2 separate regions of the Homo sapiens genome follow, and region 2 is linked to region 1. Evidence: chromatin contacts called from ENCODE Hi-C or POLR2A ChIA-PET data. All regions are on one chromosome and are shown on one strand. Each heading gives the region's core, a stretch centred on a gene start or an enhancer-like site at or near the end of the contact. The rest is flanking DNA. Distances are from core to core; before and after follow the strand shown.

Region 1 (4,853 bases), core at 684-3,183:
CTGCTCCCCGGTTCCAGCAGACCCATGCATCAGAACAAAAGCTGTCGGCAGCACTTCCCCCACCTCCGAGCCAAGGATCACCTTAACCTTCTTCCCGTCTGCTCCATTCAGTCTCCACTGTTACATTCTGCCTCCACATTCAAGGCCTGGCTGTGGTCAGAGGTCGCTGAATGAATCATGTTAAACAAGAGCTTTGCTGATGTTTTAGAATTTCTAGGGTGACCTAATTCCCTGTATCTGTTTTTCACAACTTTTCTATTTTTTTTCTTCTTCTCTGTTGTTTATAGGAGCAAATCACTGGACGGAGATCAAGCAGTTTATGGTGCCAAGAAACCAGAGAGGCTGCAGAGGCTCAGAGCACCATGGAAGAAAGCTTTCTGCTTGCCAGCACCGTCCCCAACTGCCCCTGCTGAGGGGCTGCCTTTGGAGCTGGCACACGGGATCCCTGGGGTCAGCACAGGGTGGCCCATGCATACACCCAGCCCCAACAGGACGCCTGGCTCAGTGTTGGCAACAACCGCCTCCCCAGGGACCCCTCTATGCCCTGGCCTGGCTGCTTCCCCAGCCTCAGCTCCAATGGGCGGGGGGGGTTCCTTTTGTTTCAGCGTGCAGGTGACCTTATGCTGGTGTCTCATAGAATAAAGAGAATGTGTTCGTGGGAGAAACACTGGCAGGATAAGACTTCCTGCCTGCACTGTGCTCTTCAGAGAGCACGTTCCTATTTTGAGCTCTTTCTTTCTTGCCACTGCCCTGCCCCAGCAGGAAAGGACCTCTGCACGTTCTCATTCTCCGGTTCTGCAGAGGCTGAATCAGAGACTGGAAGGCTAGGGCACCGGTTGCGCTTCTATTCACTTCTAATGTGAGCTTCAGAAACTTCCAGCCCTTGCATACCCACTCTCTCCCTTGGCCCTCCTCCTAGATTCCCACAAGCTAGACAGGGCAGGATTCCTACCCGACCCTGGATGAGGAAAGTGCGATCAAAGCTCTGAAGGACTTGTCCAGGGTCGTGGAGCTCATCAGTAGAGCAGCCCAAGCAGAAACAGATTTTTCTAAGTCTAAAAAACGTGACAATGTAAATCAGAAAGTTTAAGTTGCATTCTTTCTTTCCATCACACTTTAAGTGTGGGATTATTTGCAAATCACCTATGGTGACTCTCTATTACTCCTATTTTATCTGTTTGATAGACCCAGATTTTCCTTTGTGCATTCCTTGAAGTGAAGCCCTTGGATGAAGCTAGCTCCCACTGACTCGGGAATAAAAGCTCTTACCAGGTACCTTGTGATTCTAAGTGCTTCTGGCCCATCCAGGCATTTAATGGGTACTGGTACCATAATCGCCACCACCACCACCACTATCATCATCATCATCATCATCACCACCACCACCATCATCATCATGGTCATCTCCCACCCCTGTAGACCTATGAGGATAAACTGGCAGATACTTTAGTTAGCCTGTGCAAGGTCAGCAGAGGAGAGGCAGGAATGTTGAGGCTCAAACTCAGGGCCTCTGCTCACAGTCTTGGCTTTACTCTCTGCCTCGTCCCAAACACACCTTGCTTCTTCTCCCACTGTGTCTGTGAAGGGAGAGGGAAGGATTAGATTTTAGAGGCGAGAAGCACTGAGCCAATGACACGACGATCCTGGATTACCCTACTTAGAGGCATAGATGGGTTGGAAGCCTAACATTTTCAGACTAATTTTCAAGAAGCTTCATCCAAGTACTTAGGATGAGCCAATGGCAGAAGAAATATTCAGAAGTAAATCCCCTAGACCTGCTTCTTAAATTTTAATGTACATGCAAATCCCCTAGAAATGGTGTGGGAATGCAGATTCAGATTCAGCAGGTCCGGGTGGGGCTGAGGCTCTGTATGGCTAACCAGGGTGATGCAGAAGTTTCTGGTCTGTGGACCAGACTTTGAGTAGCAGGGCCCTAGACCACAGGTTTCCTGACTAGATTCCTGGGTTTCCTGAAGATGACTCAGGTGCTGGCCTGGGGGGCTGTGCAATGGGGTTTCTGAATCACATCTCTCTTGGAAAAAAGGGTTTATCCTGCTTTGAAAATAAGTTTGAAAGCCACAACCCTAAATATAATACCCCATGCACTTGGAGGTACTTATTTTAATGTGTGGCAAGAAATTTCTGTCCCCAAAGAGAAATTCTTTTATATGCTTTGCTGACTCAGGGGAATCAGTGCCCATATTTGGACAGCTGGCCTTACAGTGACCTCACTGCTACCTAATGGAAAATGTTGAAGGTACTCTACTTAGAAATAATTATATTTACATAGCCTCTGTGTTCTCTCCCCCCAATCCCTCTCTCTCTCTCTGTCTCTCTCTCTCTCATAGATTCTTGCAGAAAAAAAAGAACACTTGCTTCTGGAATTCATCAGTTCCAGCTGTTTACTTCCATTGAGGCCAGAAACTTATTTTTTTTCCCTGTGTTTAAGTTTTTTATGGGAGCGAAGGGTAAGGAAGGCTTCCATGACTACAATCATGAAAAATCGGTCTATTGAGTGAGAGCTCACCACCAGACCAGAGAAAACAAGATATTGGGGCATTGAACGGGAAGGTCCTGAATATAATCCTGTGTTCTCCCTATGTGTTCTGCAAGAAAAGAATTCTGTGATCAAGCGTGTTAGGAAAATGCAGTGTTAAACAAACTTCTCTCCTATAGGATTTCTTAGAGCCTTTTATGAGATAATATGGTTATAACTCCCCCAGAGGCAATAAGTGTCTGCAATGTTTCCCAAACTTCCTTAAATAGAGTCCACTTTCATGGAACATCTTGAGGAACACTAGAAGTCCATGGAATCTGACTTCTGCAAGCAGCTGATCAAACCCCAGCTCTAGAGCACCAGATTCAGACGAGATCAGGCACATTCAGGGTGGAATGACCAAAGACTAGAAGGCCTGATTCAATCCCTAAACCTGGGAAAACACCTTCCTTGTGGGCTGGTTCCCCAAATGATCAGACACCAAGACCTTCCATCTCTGGAATTATAGTTCTAGAAAATTCTAGAAAGTTCTGGAAAGTTTTTGGCTAAGACTTGGACCATCCCTGGGAGTTTGGTGCAGAGGCTGAGCTACAGAGTCACCTCAGTGGCCAAGACTTAGGAATCATCCCACAGTCCTGCAAGTGCACAGTGGGGACTTAGTTTCATTCCCCATGTGTCTCCAGAGTGGCCCACAGGGAGCCGTCTACATACGTGGGTTTGGGTGAATGTGGGGAATCAGCAAGGAGGGGTTGCCCCTGCTAGAGGGTGTGCAGAGCTCCCAGGAGCCCTCTGCTTGTGTGGGAGGAAGAAGAGCTCGTGGGGAAAGGCAATGCATGGATGTCCCATGCAGGCCCAGACTAGGCAAGACCTAGACGTGCATCTAGTCCCCTTTAGCTTCTCTCCTGCCTCAGTCTACCACTTCCCAAACAAGGTAGTGAGGTGGCTGTAAGGACACTCCAGGTCTGACAGTCAAAGCTGCTAGAACAGCATGTCCTAAGTGTGATGCCATCACATTAGAAGTCTAGGTGCACACACTTTTTTTTAATTTTAGTGGTTATGTACTTGTTTTACCATTTATAAGAAAACAAAAGTGAATGGTCCCTCGAGCCTCTGCTTTCACAGATGTTTGTGCTTTGAGGGAGGCTAATGCAGGTGGACCTGGAGCTCCTGGCTGTGTTCAGCTCCAGAATCATGCCCAGATAGGAGCAGAGCTGGCAAAAACTGTGAGCAGGTGTGTTAGTCTGCTTGGCGTGGCTGTCAAGTCATACCTGAGGCTGGGTAATTTAGGCAGAAAAAAGGTTTATTTAGCTCATGGTTCAGCAAAGAGTATAAGAAGCATGGTGCCAGGGCTGGGTGCACTGGCTCACGCCTGTAATCCCAGCACTTTGAGAGGCTGAGGCAAGTGGATCACTTGAGGTCAGGAGCTCAAGACCAGCCTGGCCAACATGGTGAAGCCCTATCACTACTCAAAATACAAAAATTAGCCTGGCGTGGTGGCAGGCACTTGTAATCCCAGCTACTCAGGAGGCTTAGGCAGGAGAATTACTTGAACCCAGGAGGCTGAGATGGTGCCATTGCACTCCAGCCTGGGTGATAGAGTGAGTGAGACCCTACCTCAAAAAAAAAAGCATGGCACCAGCACTTGCTTCTGGTGAGGCCTCAGGAACCTTCTACCACTCATGGCAGAAGGGGAAGGGGGGGAACAGGCATGTCACATGACAGGAGAGGGAGCAAGAGAGATAAAAGAGGAGGTGTCAGTTTCCCTTAAACAACCAGCTCTTATGTGAACTAATAGAGCGAGAACTCACTCATTACCGTGGGAGGGAGGCATCTGCCCCCGTGACCCAAACACCTCCCATCAGGCCCCGCCTCCAACATCAGGGATCACATTTCAACATGAGATTTGGAGGGGACAAACATATAAACTGTATCAGCAGGTAAAGGAGGACTGAAGCTATAGACTCAGGGAAATCCAGAATTCTTGGAAAGTACACCTCCTAATTGCCAGACAGCAGGTCACTGGGGCTGGGAGACAGAGCTGATGGTCCCCCGAAGTGACAGGCCTGCGGACGTGTAAGAAAGTCTAAGGATGAAGAGCAAATAGGCTGTGCGTAGCTCCCTACCCAGCCTTCCCATCTGGCTTCTTTCTCTTTGCATTCCAAGGCCTGGATTTAATTCACTGGATGAGATTATGTTAATACGTCCTGTTCCCAAGTACACCTTTGGCAGAAGCTGTATTTAAACTAAAATGTAAGAGAGAACTCCTTCAGTTAACTCAAAATAGGTCTCCCTTTGACCCCTTAATGCTGCAGTTTGACACAAGACTCTGCATACACAAGTGGTCAGGCTTAAATAA
Region 2 (4,749 bases), core at 173-2,672, 44 kb after region 1:
AGTAAAAATTTCCACTGACATTCATAATTTCTGGAAATCCTGCACAACTACCCGTAACACAGTTAAAGAGACTCACAGGACTCTCAGGTACTAAACATGGACTTTTATTAACTGAAGACATAAAAGTGTCGCTCAGTAAAATTAATTGTGTACAATTATTCAACAGGAATACTTAATATTAGGATCTTAAATATGGGCTGTTTTTAATATGTTAAGCATACTAAAATAACAATTTTGAAAAGTGACATTTACAGTTGGTGAGAAATTGATCTAGCTGGGATTAAAGGGAAACTAGGAAGTGTTGAGCCCTTATTATGGTCTAGAATTAATGCTAGGTCTTTTAATTAAATCTTCATCCAAACTCTGCGAATAAGTATTACTGTTCCCCTTACACAGATTAAGAAAAATGAGGTTTGAGGAAGTTAAATAATCTGCCAAAGTCCACATAACCCAGAGCTGTCCCACTCCAATTTGAAGCAATGACCTTTTTCTTCATTTTCCTTCAAAGGGCAGGGGGATTATATGTAAAGTTGTCTGAATTTATCACAAAATATAATACCATATCTAAATTTTAAATAGAAAAAATAAATTTTGAAATAGAAATGGCTTGTCATATTCTAAAATTTCTTTTTTTTTTTTTTTTGAGACACAGTCTTGCTGTCACCCAGGCTGGAATGCAGTGGTGAGATCTTGGCTCACTGCAACCTCTACCTCCCAGGTTCAAGTGATTCTCCTGCCTTAGCCTCCCGAGTAGCTGGGATCACAGGCATGTGCCACCATGCCCAGCTAATTTTTCTATTTTTAGTAGAGGCGGGGTTTCACCATGTTGGCCAGGCTGGTCTTGAACTCCTGACCTAAAGTGATCCACCCGCCTTGGCCTCCCAAAGTGTTGGGATTACAGGTATGAGCCACCCCATCTGGCCTAAAATTTCTATTACCATTAAATTATACTAACTTTCTGAAAGCCCACTTATTAGAGATAACTCACAGAAAATTAATAGTCATTTGAAAGCAAAAGCATATTTTTATATTTGAATTTGCCACTTACTATCCATAGGACTCTGAGAAATCCAGAAAGGCTGTTGGATATTTGGAGAATGTGCAACGTGTGTCCTCCTCCTCCTCCATTGCCATCAAAGGATTGGATCTGATGGATATCATTTACATGTTAAAGGCAGTGGAGGAAAGAATGAGGGCTCAATAGCACTAGGTGCCAATGTCTTACCCAGCTTTATTAAACTGTTTCACAATGCAGCTACCACAAATAGTATTAAGAGACAAGCACATGAGGCAATTCTCTAGATAGCTACAAACAGCTCACTTCCTGATGTCCATTGGCAGAACCAAAGCCTGCTCTGTTGCTTCTGAATAAAGTTGTTCAACCTCTTCTGGTCGCTGGTTTGGGCAAAGTTCCATTATTCCATCTGCTGGGGCCCACAGGCCTACTGCTAAGAGTGCAGAAGGGAGCAGGCAGAGAAAGAGAGGCGTGTCCCTGCTCTTGAAACAGGCCCCCTGGATCCAGGCTCACGAGGAAAGTTCTGCCAAGTCTTGGTCACTAAAGAGCCAAAAATTTTAGGTGTTGTTCTGGTTTTAATTTTATTAAACTGAAATACTCTATTTTCAATTTCATTCGTTGTTATCCCTGTTTTCCCTGCCACTTGGCTTTCAAATAATAAATTCCACTTGGGGTTCAAACTGTTTCCCAAGATGGTCTCTAGTTAAAATAAATATGGTAAAACCCTGGAGAGGTCTGGGATAAAAGCAATGTCTCATAACACAAGGGAGTGCAACTTAATTTTGTTGAAAAACCTATAAACACCTTTAGCCATTGCCTACCCTCTCCCCAAGCTACTGTCCAGGGTCTGCAGCAGCAGTCAGAGTCAACAGGAATTTATTGAGCACTGACTATGGAGCATGCACTGTAAAACGTGCCGGCAATAGGCACAAGTGTTCTTTTGTTTCTAAGGACTCAGGATGCCAAATGCATTTCTAGTCCACATATCTGCAGCATGGAGACCTCCTAGAGTCATCATGTCTCAGACCTAAGTTTCAGGAAATTTGAGACAATGCAAAGGAAACAAGCACATTCCTAACTGGAGATCTTGTATCCTGAATCTAGTTTAGTCCATTCTCCTTGACATACTTGTGTGTTCTGCTCAATTATTGCTCTTAGCTAACTCCCCTCTCCCTCCTTAACACCACCAGTGACATGCAGGGCAACTTCCACTCAGCACAGGCCTTTGAGATTTGTCTTGTCAAACAGTGCATCCATCACCTCACTTCGCAGGGAAGGAAATTCTCATTTTCTGAGGAGCTGAGCTTCTTTATCAATACTGTTTCTTTAATATTATCCCAATGATAAGCAGATTTTATGGGTTAGGTACTGTGCAAAATATATAACATGCATTATCTCACTTAATACCCAAAAAACCTGAATTAGGAACCACTGTTGTATCTGTTTGTTTTTGAGACAGGGTCTCACTCTGTCACTCAGGCTGGACTGCAGTGGTGTAATCACGGCTCACTGCAGCTTCAAACTCCCCAGGCTCAGCTGATCCTCCCACGTCAGCCTCCCAAGTAGCTGGGACTACAGGCGCACACCAACATGCTGGGCTAATTTTTGTATTTTTTTATATATTGTTTTGCCATATTTCCAGGCTGGTCTTGAACTCCTGGACTTAAGCAATCCACCTGCCTCAGCCTCCCAAAGTGCTGTGATTACAGGCGTGAGCCACTGTGCCCAGCCAAGTCTGTTTTACAAGGATTTCTAAGCTCATAAGTAACAGTGCTGGAACTCAAATCCTAGCCCATTTTATTCCAAAGGCTCTTTCTACCTCTGCATGCTGACTGTAAGCTACTATGTGTGGTTATGGCCAGCATCTGATCTTCAGTAGAAAGACTGTGTGTTTTGGGGTTTAGACAGATTTGGTTTCAACTCCTGGCTCTGTCATGTACCTGTGGCTTTGGCACTTCACTCTCTGTGCCTAAATGTTAGGATCTATGAAATGGGCATAATAATATCTGCCTACAAAGGTCCCTGTCAGGATTAAATGAGAAAAATACCCATGATGGTGCAAGTAGTTCCTGCTACATGTTAGATGCTCAGCAGATATACTAGTTTTCCACTTTCTCTTGCTAGAGACTATCAGGTTGTTGACATTTATTTTTGTTGGGAAAAAAAAGGCACAAATCTTGAATGATCAGCATATGGAAGTAGTTCTGAATCCTTAAAGTAGTGTTTCTATTTTGAAACGTAAATGAAGGAAAGAGAAAAGAAATGGCTATTACTTGTGCTGGCCTCAAAAGATAGCTTCCCAAAATGAAGACCTCAGAAGCAAAAATCTCTCTGCCCTTCTGTCCCTGGCCCTTCATTTTCCCCCCGAGATTAGCCATAGAATCTAGAATCCCTCTTCCCCAAGGTGAGTCATAGAAACCAGAACCACTTTTCCCCAAAGCCAACCATAAAACCTGAAATTATTACTCTAACCTTGGCCATAAAGAAATGATCTGACCTACTTGTTTGATTGTAGGTCATCGGACCCGCATTCCAGAGAGGGTCCTGCCTCATACCCAGAAGGAAGGGATGTTCCACAGAGAGGTCAATAGCAATCCAAAACAGACAAGCCTTGCTGGGTTTCCTCACTCACTCTATTAGCATTAGATGACATCCCTTTTGTTCAATTATATTTCTCCACAACTATCCATGTTTTGTTGAACCTCAGCATGAAAACGGACAGTTTCCCATCTTTGGGTCTGCATTCTGAAAGCTCTCGTGTCATGTAACACAGCTGATTCAATGTATATACCTTTTCTCCAATTAATCTGCTGATCTGTCAGCTCATTATCAGTGAACCTTCAGAGGGGTGAAGAGGAAGTTTTCCTTTGCCTCTATGCTTGTAAATAATGAAACTGTATTTTAAATCTTGTGCCTCTCTTTTGACACTCACGCTGGTAGCTCAATCTTTCCTAACATCTAATCCAATCCGTCTTGCCAGGCTCTTTGATTCCCTGTCCAGAACCCACTCCCACTTGCCCTTCTGTAAATTTTTGTATCCCAGTTGATAAAGTGCTAATTGGATTAACAATTCAATGCGAATAGGGTTAACATACATGCATTTTAAAGAGCTACTTTATGGAGACACTCCTTCCCACTTTTGTTTATACCTAGTAAGTAGTGAGGCCAACTGTTGGTCTTAAACCTAGCAGGGAAGAAAGCAACTACCCTAGTAGTTGTTCAAGAAAGTGGGGTAAGTACAGATCTCAGTGGCCCTGTGATGGGGGATGGGGCCCAGAGTGGGGTTAGGGACACTTGCCTTGCAGACTTTAGTATTTTGCCGAATAAATTATTATAAGTTTTAAGACAGCCTGAGTACAGAAAGAAAAGTTAGGCACTGAAAGAGGAACTATAGCCCCTAAAATGGACTAAATGAGATATATAAATACAGTTGTCCCTTACCATCTGTGGGGGATTGGTTCCTCCACAGGACAATGACCTCCTTTAGACACGCAAATCCATAGATGCTCAAAACCCTGATGTAAAATGGCACAGTGTTTGCACATAACCTATGCATACCTCCTCCTGTATACCCCAAATCACCTTTAGACTGCTTTTAATACCTAGTGCAATGTAAATACTATGTAAATAGTTGTTTTACTGTATTATTTAGGGAATGATGACAAGGAAAAAAATGTCTATACATATTCAATATAGATGCAGTTCGAAATTTTTTTTCAATCTCTGGTTAGTTG

What was found. A loop is a pair of places that touch in the nucleus more often than their neighbours do. ChIA-PET counts read pairs that join two places held with the same protein, here RNA polymerase II (POLR2A). Pooled maps may share reads with other maps.
Region 2: a map of endothelial cell of umbilical vein shows a loop between it and region 1 (7-fold over the local background). The contact joins two enhancer-like sites. A Hi-C loop is called at or near these places in 5 of 168 maps with a recorded cell type or tissue (cardiac septum, endothelial cell of umbilical vein, ovary and 1 more) and 1 of 50 pooled maps. POLR2A ChIA-PET finds 5 or more read pairs at or near these places in 5 of 52 experiments (HEK293, MCF 10A, OCI-LY7 and 2 more).

What each region holds. Positions count from the first base shown.
Region 1 is chr10:30,812,023-30,816,875 of GRCh38, forward strand. No RefSeq gene overlaps it. Among named protein-coding and RNA genes, the nearest start is that of LINC02644, 91 kb to the left of the region's middle. Within about 2 kb of position 1,934, at least 14 of the 41 ENCODE cell types and tissues checked have a DNase peak (open chromatin) inside an H3K27ac peak, as active enhancers do; they include endothelial cell of umbilical vein and ovary, where a contact is called at or near this core.
Region 2 is chr10:30,856,632-30,861,380 of GRCh38, forward strand. All of the region lies in intron 5 of ZNF438 (zinc finger protein 438), which reads right to left. Among named protein-coding and RNA genes, the nearest start is that of LINC02644, 140 kb to the left of the region's middle. Within about 2 kb of position 1,423, at least 17 of the 41 ENCODE cell types and tissues checked have a DNase peak (open chromatin) inside an H3K27ac peak, as active enhancers do; they include endothelial cell of umbilical vein and ovary, where a contact is called at or near this core.